Regions from separate parts of the Homo sapiens genome. Here region 1 is linked to region 2. A link is a contact called in ENCODE Hi-C or POLR2A ChIA-PET data. All regions are on one chromosome and are shown on one strand. Each heading gives the region's core, a stretch centred on a gene start or an enhancer-like site at or near the end of the contact. The rest is flanking DNA. Distances are from core to core; before and after follow the strand shown.

Evidence for each region. Hi-C counts contacts between places; a loop is a spot of excess contacts on that map. ChIA-PET counts read pairs that join two places held with the same protein, here RNA polymerase II (POLR2A). Pooled maps may share reads with other maps.
Region 1: a map of Calu3 shows a loop between it and region 2 (9-fold over the local background). The contact joins the promoter of UGT1A10 here to the promoter of USP40 in region 2. A Hi-C loop is called at or near these places in 1 of 168 maps with a recorded cell type or tissue (Calu3) and 1 of 50 pooled maps. POLR2A ChIA-PET finds 5 or more read pairs at or near these places in 3 of 52 experiments (BJ, HEK293T and Panc1).

Annotation. Positions count from the first base shown.
Region 1 is chr2:233,634,032-233,638,709 of GRCh38, forward strand. It overlaps UGT1A10 (UDP glucuronosyltransferase family 1 member A10), which reads left to right and starts at 2,417. Exons shown (of 5, transcript NM_019075.4): 1 at 2,417-3,346. The coding sequence starts at 2,492. The region is part of intron 1 of UGT1A8 (UDP glucuronosyltransferase family 1 member A8); the gene reads left to right. It also overlaps UGT1A.
Region 2 is chr2:233,564,427-233,569,030 of GRCh38, forward strand. USP40 (ubiquitin specific peptidase 40) reads right to left here and starts at 2,356. Exons shown (of 32, transcript NM_001365479.2): 1 at 2,258-2,356; 2 at 930-1,147. The coding sequence starts at 1,128.

The DNA of each region.
Region 1 (4,678 bases), core at 1,167-3,666, 70 kb after region 2:
GAACTTATTTATTTCTGCCTTAATTTCATTATTTACCCAGTAGTAATGCATGAGCAGGTTGTTCAGTTTCCATGTAGTTGTGCAGTTTTGAGTGAGTTTCTTAATCCCGAGTTCTAATTTGATTGCACTGTGATCTAAGAGACTGTTTGTTATGATTTCTGTTCTTTTGCATTTTCTGAGGAGTGTTTTGCTTCCAATTATGTGGTCAATTTTAGAATAAGTGCAATGTGGTGCTGAGAAGAATATATATTCTGTTGATTTGGGTTGGAGAGTTCTATACATGTGTATTAGGTTTGCTTGGTCCAGAACTGAGTTCAAGTCCTGAATTTCCTTGTGAATTTTCTGTCTCGTTGATCTGTCTAATATTGACAATGGAGTGTTAAAGTCTCCCACTATTATTGTATGGGAGCCTAAGTCTCTTTGTAGGTCTCTAAGAACTTGCTTTATGGGTGCTCCTGTATTGGGCGCATATATATTTAGGATGGTTAGCTCTTCTTGTTACATTGATCCCTTTACCATTATATAATGCCCTTCTTTGTCTTTTTTGATCTCTGTTGATTTAAAGTCTGTTTTTATCAGAGACTAGATTGCAACCCCTGATTTTTTTTGCTTTCCATATGCTTGGTAAATATTCCTCTATCCCTTTATTTTGAGCCTATATGTCTTTACACGTGAAATGGGTCTTCTGAATGCAGCACACTGATGGGTCTTGACTGTTTATCCAATTTGCCAGTCTGTGTCTTTTAATTGGGGCATTTAGCCCATTTACATTTAAGATTAATATTGTTATGTGTGAACTTGATCCTGTCATTATGATGCTAGCTGTTTATTTTGCCTACTAGTTGATGCAGTTTCTTTATAGTGTCAATTGTCCTGACAATTGGGTATGTTTGTGCAGTGGCTGGTACCGGTTTTTTCTTTCCATATTTAGTGCTTCCTTCAGGAGCTCTTGTAAGGCAGGCCTGGTGGTGACAAAATCTCTCAGCATTTGCTTGTCTGTAAAGGATTTTATTTCTCTTTCACTTATGAAGCTTAGTTTGGCTGGATATGAAATTCTGGATTGAAAATTCTTTCCTTTAGGAATGTTGAGTTTTGGTCCCCACTGTCTTCTGGTTTGTTGGGTCTCTAAAGAGAGGTCTGCTGTTAGTCTGATGAACTTCTTTTCGTGTGTAACAGGACCTTTCTCTCTGGCTGCCCTTAACATTTTTCCTTCATTTCAACGTTGGTGAATCTGATGATTATGTGTCTTGGAGTTGCTTTTCTCGAGGAGTATCTTTATGGTGTTCTCTGTGTTTCCTGAATTTGAATGTTGGCCTGTCTTGCTAGGCTGGGGAAGTTCTCCTGAATAATATCCTGAAGAGGGTTTTTGGCATTTTTTAAAAAATTATACTTTAAGAGATCTGGGATACATGTACTGTCGTATACTTTTAAACAATCAAATCTCATGAGAAATCACTCACAATTGGGAGGGCAGTGCCAAGCCATTCATGAGGGATCCATGCCCATGACCCAAACACCTCCCACCATGCTTCATCTCCAACACTGGGGATTATATTTGACCATGATATATGGAGGGGACAAACATACAAACTACGTCAAAGGCAAAGCATGGCTACTGTGAAAGAAGGGTAAAAACACAGAGATGGCATCACCTCTGACTTCCAGGAGTCCTCAGCAGACTGAGGGAGACAAGTACATATTTTCCTGAAAGAGGTCACTGGAGTGATGGTGTGTTTAGAATATAGAAGTAGAGCAGTCACAGAGAGGCAGCCCAGCAGAGTGTTCGCACAAGGACTGGGCCAGCAACTCCCCACTGCATGCAACGTATCTGAGGAAAGTCATTAAAATAGGTGATGGTCACTTTCCATCAAGTCCCTGGTATGGTCCATGGAGGCAGGGTTGTCAATCTCATTTTGGCATTTCAGAGGCCTCTCAGGGTTTGGATATGGAAGAAGACAACCAGCAATGATTATGCATTGCAGAGATGCAGGTGAGCCCCAGTTTCTTGCCAGTTGGGAGGTCAGTGCTAAGAGCCTTGCTGTCTTTCCCTGGAACATGAGATGCCAATTTCTTTCTGGACAGAGAGTATTTGGTTGGCTAAAGTCAAAATCTAAATTTTGCTTTGGGATAAATTCCAAAAATATTAGCATTATTCAAATTTACTTTCACTTTATCTTTCCGAATCTTCAAGGTCCAAAAGCATTGCTGAATAATTCTGTTTCTAAACTCACTTGCAGCGTGCTCTCCCTCCAAGGCGAAGACCATAATCTACTCTTGTCTGGAAATCATACAAGTAGGTATCTCAGCAAATGATACTCGTGTGTTATCGTTCTTATGAGTAAATCATTGGCAGTGAGTGTGATTTTTTTTTTTTTATGAAAGGATAAATACACGCCCTCTATTGGGGTCAGGTTTTGTGCCTGTACTTCTTCCGCCTACTGTATCATAGCAGCTTAGAATCCCAGCTGCTGGCTCGGGCTGCAGTTCTCTCATGGCTCGCGCAGGGTGGACCAGCCCCGTTCCTTTATGTGTGTGTCTACTGCTGACCTGTGGCTTTGCCGAGGCAGGGAAGCTGCTGGTAGTGCCCATGGATGGGAGTCACTGGTTCACCATGCAGTCGGTGGTGGAGAAACTTATCCTCAGGGGGCATGAGGTGGTTGTAGTCATGCCAGAGGTGAGTTGGCAACTGGAAAGATCACTGAATTGCACAGTGAAGACTTACTCAACCTCGTACACTCTGGAAGATCAGAACCGGGAATTCATGGTTTTCGCCCATGCTCAATGGAAAGCACAGGCACAAAGTATATTTTCTCTATTAATGAGTTCATCCAGTGGTTTTCTTGACTTATTTTTTTCGCATTGCAGGAGTTTGTTTAATGACCGAAAATTAGTAGAATACTTAAAGGAGAGTTCTTTTGATGCAGTGTTTCTGGATCCTTTTGATACCTGTGGCTTAATTGTTGCTAAATATTTCTCCCTCCCCTCTGTGGTCTTCACCAGGGGAATATTTTGCCACCATCTTGAAGAAGGTGCACAGTGCCCTGCTCCTCTTTCCTATGTCCCCAATGATCTCTTAGGGTTCTCAGATGCCATGACTTTCAAGGAGAGAGTATGGAACCACATCGTGCACTTGGAGGACCATTTATTTTGCCAGTATCTTTTTAGAAATGCCCTAGAAATAGCCTCTGAAATTCTCCAAACCCCTGTCACGGCATATGATCTCTACAGTCACACATCAATTTGGTTGTTGCGAACGGACTTTGTTTTGGACTATCCCAAACCCGTGATGCCCAACATGATCTTCATTGGTGGTATCAACTGTCATCAGGGAAAGCCATTGCCTATGGTAAGTCACCTCTCCTTTAGCACATTAAGAATAATCTGGCTTTGGAAATTAAAAAAGGATTCCTTACTGAACTGTGATTTGACATTTTCGTTTGTTGCATTTCAAATTTCTTTCCAGTTTAACAAATTATTTTGTGCGAATTCATGTACTCATCAATTATCAAATTTTATAAAACTGCCCTTCTTGAAAGTATATGTAATAATTTAAAAATTATAGATCATATTCAGGCTACATTTTAAAATACGATGTTTAGAAAAGTACCAAAAACCACAGCAAGAAATGAAACTTCCGTTTTTTGTTAATTCTATGTGACCCCGTAGTTGAAATGCTCTTAAGTTTTGTGTACATTCTTTTCATTGAAAAAAAGTATTTTAGGCATATGCAATATCTCATGTAAGTTCCCATACCTATTTAGTAAAAATAAAATCTAGTATTGGGCTGAACATATTCTTCTTTATCTTGCATTTTTCACTTGCCAATAAATTATGGGTACCTTTATAGAGCAATACAGACAGATTTGACAAGTTCTTTTAATAATTGCATAAAATTCTTTACTTTGGATACAATGTAGTTTTTTAACCAATTAATATTGATATATATATAGCCATTTTCCACTCTTTCCTTTTGTGAATAAGGCTGTGTAAACACTCTTCAATACTTTCCTTGCGTGAATATATTTCTATATTCTTGCTTTTATCTTAGTAGACTAGAGTCCTACACGTAGGGTTACAGGGTTTTCCTGAATTGAGAAGACTGGCATCTTTTTGCTATTAAGTCTTCCTGTTCAGGAACATATATGTCTCACTATTTATTCAGATCTTGTTTTATATACATAAATAAAAATTTTCACTATATAAGCATTTTATGTTTGTTTTTAACATTTATTCCTTGGCATTTTATTACTTTAGAAACTATTTTGTACAGGGCAATGTTTCCATTTCTACATTTAACTGATTACTGGTAATTAAAATTTTGGTTTTTGCATATGTATCTTGTATCCAGCCACATCACTAACTTTTCTTATTATTTTGTAGTATGCATTAGATGTACAATATACAATACCATCTGCAAGTAATTCCCTTGTCTGATATTTGTACTGCTTCTTTTGCTTTGCTGGAGCATATACTTCCAAAATATTATTGAGTAATATTGTTAGAGTAGCCAGTTTAAATAGGGATTCGGTTGCTTGTGACTGAAAAATCCTTGAAAAATACCAGAATAAGATTCTTGGCAAACGCATAGTTGCTAAATCCAGATGAAACACCTGGTGTCTCATCTCATTATATTATTTTATTAGGGGTGGAGTACACATTTTTATGTATTGTTCTGGTT
Region 2 (4,604 bases), core at 1,106-3,605:
CCTAGGACCCTTGTGGAGGAAGCTGGTTTGCAGAGATGGGGTATGGGAGAAATATATAGAGAGAAACAGGGGCAAGAAATCAAGGGTCCAGTAAGGTCAGGCTGGCTTCCTGCAGTTGATTTCTGAGATCCCCTATATTCTTACAATAACCCCCCTTTTAAATTTAGCTAATTTGGGTGGTGGGTCTGTTTCTTGCACACAATCCCTTACCTAAAATCTCTGGGTCTTTGGAATTCAGAATTTCCAGAGTTTATAAAGATAATATGAAAAAAGTGTTTTTTATATATATATAAAATGTTACATTCCCAGCAGGGTCTGGGCCAGCTTCCATTAATCAAGCAGATTAATATTCCTGTAATGAATGTATGAACATTCACCCACATGAGATAACTAAAAACTGTAAATAGCCTCACACCAGGTCTGGTTCTGAAGCCAAACAAGCTCAGGTGAGATCAGATGAGGGTGTGAGCTTTCCAGATTTCAGAAATGCGTATGAACAACTGTGCACCCATATAAATAATATGACACCCTTCCCCACTCCAAAAGGTAGATATAATTGGTTGGATAACTCTGGCTTAAGTGTTTGTTATTCTAGAGAAATCTTAAAACTCAAACAGTGTAACAATAATGAAGACTGATACTTATGACAATTGTCTTTACGTTGTACTTTAAATTACAGGAATTAAAAAAGAAATATATTGCTTTATTTTTTTACTAAACATTATTGTCATCACCCAGGATATATTTAAGATTAAGCTTCACATTTCTCTGCAGAGGGAATTACCAATTTATATCTTATATGTGCAACAATAAACACATACTGTAGAATATATCTTTAAGATAATTGGTCTATTTGTGATTTTGCATAATTAATTACATGTAAAGAAGATGGTACATATTGCTAGTTAAATGTACGTAACATAGCATACCTCTGAATTCAGGTGTGAAATGAAGAGTCTGAAGAAGGGAATTGAGGTAACAGGTTCCACCCTGATTTCTGATTCCGCTTAAATTGGTGAATTCTCTAGGAGCAGGTGGCTCCAAAGCTTTAGTCTTTAATTTCTTCCCTTTTCCATACTGATTATTAGACACAGTGGAATACTCCTCTTCAAACAGGTCCCCAAACATTGTGAAACTAAATACTACCCTTAAAAAAAGTGACATATAAATGCTTTTATTTTTAAAATAAATTTTCCCCAAATCCCCCTACCTTACACTTGGGAGTCGATTCTGTTGTTTCTTAGAACACAGGACTACTGTTTCTATGTACAGTAGTTGGGTTTTGGAGGCAGCAAGATCTAGATTTTTTTCATCCCTATCAGGACCCTAACTACCTGTGTGACCCTGGATATGTTAATCTGTTTTCTTATGTGTAAAATAGGATACCATCTGTCTCTTCGGGTCATTTAAACTATCCAATGACATAACGAAAGAAGGGCAGTTAGTGTACAGGGTTTGGCCCACAATAAGTAACAGCTGTTTTTAAAAAGGCACGTTCACATCACTAATTTTTTTAAAAAAGAAAACCTGTTGCCACAACTAATCCACTGCTGGGACGGCAAAGCCAACCCTAAATTCTGAGAATCAACTCTCTAAAATCTCTGCTTGTCACACCCTTCAGTACTATATACCAGATTATGACATTTAAATTAAACAGATCAAGTTAACTTTTTTTAGAGCACTTTAGTACAGTCCCGAAGCTGTTGGGCCGGAAGTCAGTTCACTGGGGAGGGAGGGGGGAAGGGGAGCGGAGGGCGGGGAAGACTGCCACTAAAATTATCAAGCCTAAAGGCCTTCCAGTATGTATCCACTAATCCCATCGTTAGCCCTGGGGGCCTAGGTGACTTCCCCAAGGTTTCACATCGAGTGTGGCGGAGGGTCACTTGGAGATGAGAAACGTAAAGCGCCTAGCATAGGTACCAAATGACAGGAAGCGCTGAAATGCAATTATTTTTCTTTTCCTCAGAAGAAAACTAAAAAAACACAACTCGAGAGTCTAGCCTCGAGCTCGTTGTCTGCATTCCTGAATTCCCAACTCCTACGGCCGGCCGAGGCCCTCCAAGCCACCACAGGCCCAGGGGCGCAAAAAGGCAGAGGTCCCCGTGGCCCGAAACCACTGCCCCGACTCCAGGAGAGCGCCGCGTCCTCAGGCAGGCCTGGGCAGCCTCTCGCCTCGCCCTCCTCAGACTGGGCCACCAACACTGTCCCTACGCTTCCCACGTCCCTCCCAGGATCCCCGGGCGCCAGCCGCACTTACTGCCTAAAGCCCAGACCCCCGCCCTGGCCAAAACGCGAAGCGAACGAACCCGCCCCAACTGGGCGCCGCCATGTTGGCGAGGGCGGGTCTCCAGAAAGTGATTTATGGATCGTGGACTATGCTTCCCAGGATGCCCCGCTGGAGCGCCGGCCCCTCGCACGGGGCCTTATGGGAAATGTAACTCTTCTGCTCCAAGAGTTTGGGAACTGGAGCGGGAGCGGGAGCGGGCAAGGTGAGCTCGCTTACAAGTCCGCTGGTGAGTTCGCGGGTCCACTCGGCCAGCGGACCACTCATTCGTTCACATTTATAAGATTATAGCTATATGATCTTATATAAGATTATAGCTATATGATCTTATATAAGATTATAGCTATATGATCTTATATAAGATTATAGCTATATGATCCTTATATAAGATTATAGCTATATGATCTTATATAAGATTATAGCTATATGATCTTATATAAGATTATAGCTATATGATCTTATATAAGATTATAGCTATATGATCTTATATAAGATTATAGCTATATGATCTTATATAAGATTATAGCTATATGATCTTATATAAGAGTATAGCTATATGATCTTATATAAGAGTATAGCTATATGATCTTATATAAGAGTATAGCTATATTATAGCTATATAACCTTATATAAGATTATAGCTATATAACCTTATATAAGATTATAGCTATATAACCTTATATAAGATTATAGCTATATAACCTTATATAAGATTATAGCTATATAACCTTATATAAGATTATAGCTATATAACCTTATATAAGATTATAGCTATATAACCTTATATAAGATTATAGCTATATAACCTTATATAAGATTATAGCTATATAACCTTATATAAGATTATAGCTATATAACCTTATATAAGATTATAGCTATATAACCTTATATAAGATTATAGCTATATAACCTTATATAAGATTATAGCTATATAACCTTATATAAGATTATAGCTATATAACCTTATATAAGATTATAGCTATATAACCTTATATAAGATTATAGTTATATAACCTTATATAAGATTATAGTTATATAACCTTATATAAGATTATAGTTATATAACCTTATATAAGATTAGTTATATAACCTTATATAAGATTATAGTTATATAACCTTATATAAGATTATAGTTATATAACCTTATATAAGATTATAGTTATATAACCTTATATAAGATTATAGTTATATAACCTTATATAAGATTATAGTTATATAACCTTATATAAGATTATAGTTATATAACCTTATATAAGATTATAGTTATATAACCTTATATAAGATTATAGTTATATAACCTTATATAAGATTATAGTTATATAACCTTATATAAGATTATAGTTATATAACCTTATATAAGATTATAGTTATATAACCTTATATAAGATTATAGTTATATAACCTTATATAAGATTATAGTTATATAACCTTATATAAGATTATAGTTATATAACCTTATATAAGATTATAGTTATATAACCTTATATAAGATTATAGTTATATAACCTTATATAAGATTATAGTTATATAACCTTATATAAGATTATAGTTATATAACCTTATATAAGATTATAGTTATATAACCTTATATAAGATTATAGTTATATAACCTTATATAAGATTATAGTTATATAACCTTATATAAGATTATAGTTATATAACCTTATATAAGATTATAGTTATATAACCTTATATAAGATTATAGTTATATAACCTTATATAAGATTATAGTTATATAACCTTATATAAGATTATAGTTATATAACCTTATATAAGATTATAGTTATATAATCTTATAAATATGAATGAATGAGTGGTCACATTTATAAAGATATAAGATTATATTTATATAATCTTATATCTTTGTCTTTCGTCTGTGAATCAAACTAATGGCATGTCAAAGTATTGTCTGGACAATCCTTTCATTCCATAGCTTCCTCTCCTCCTATCAGATCCCCATGAAATCTCACCTGCATTAGGATGATAGCCTTTTCAGTGGACTCCCGTTTTACACACCCCTTCCTGCACGTCACTATAAGATGCACTATCCATCTAAGGTGCACTTTGAGCTCAAACCTCTCTGCTAAAGAAGCTTCCACGATTTCTCAACATCCACTGTGGAAATTCTTTATTTTGATTCTTAGTTCGCTGATGGTCCCAACATTCTTTTCATACTGTATTTCTCACTACACACCTATTTACCAAAGTGCTTTCAAATGTGCCATCTATAAAGCTGCTAATCCCTGAGCCTTTAAGGGAAAAGATAAACACCAGCTGCAAGTCTTTTTGTTTTATGATAAAAAGCCCTGTACAACGAAAA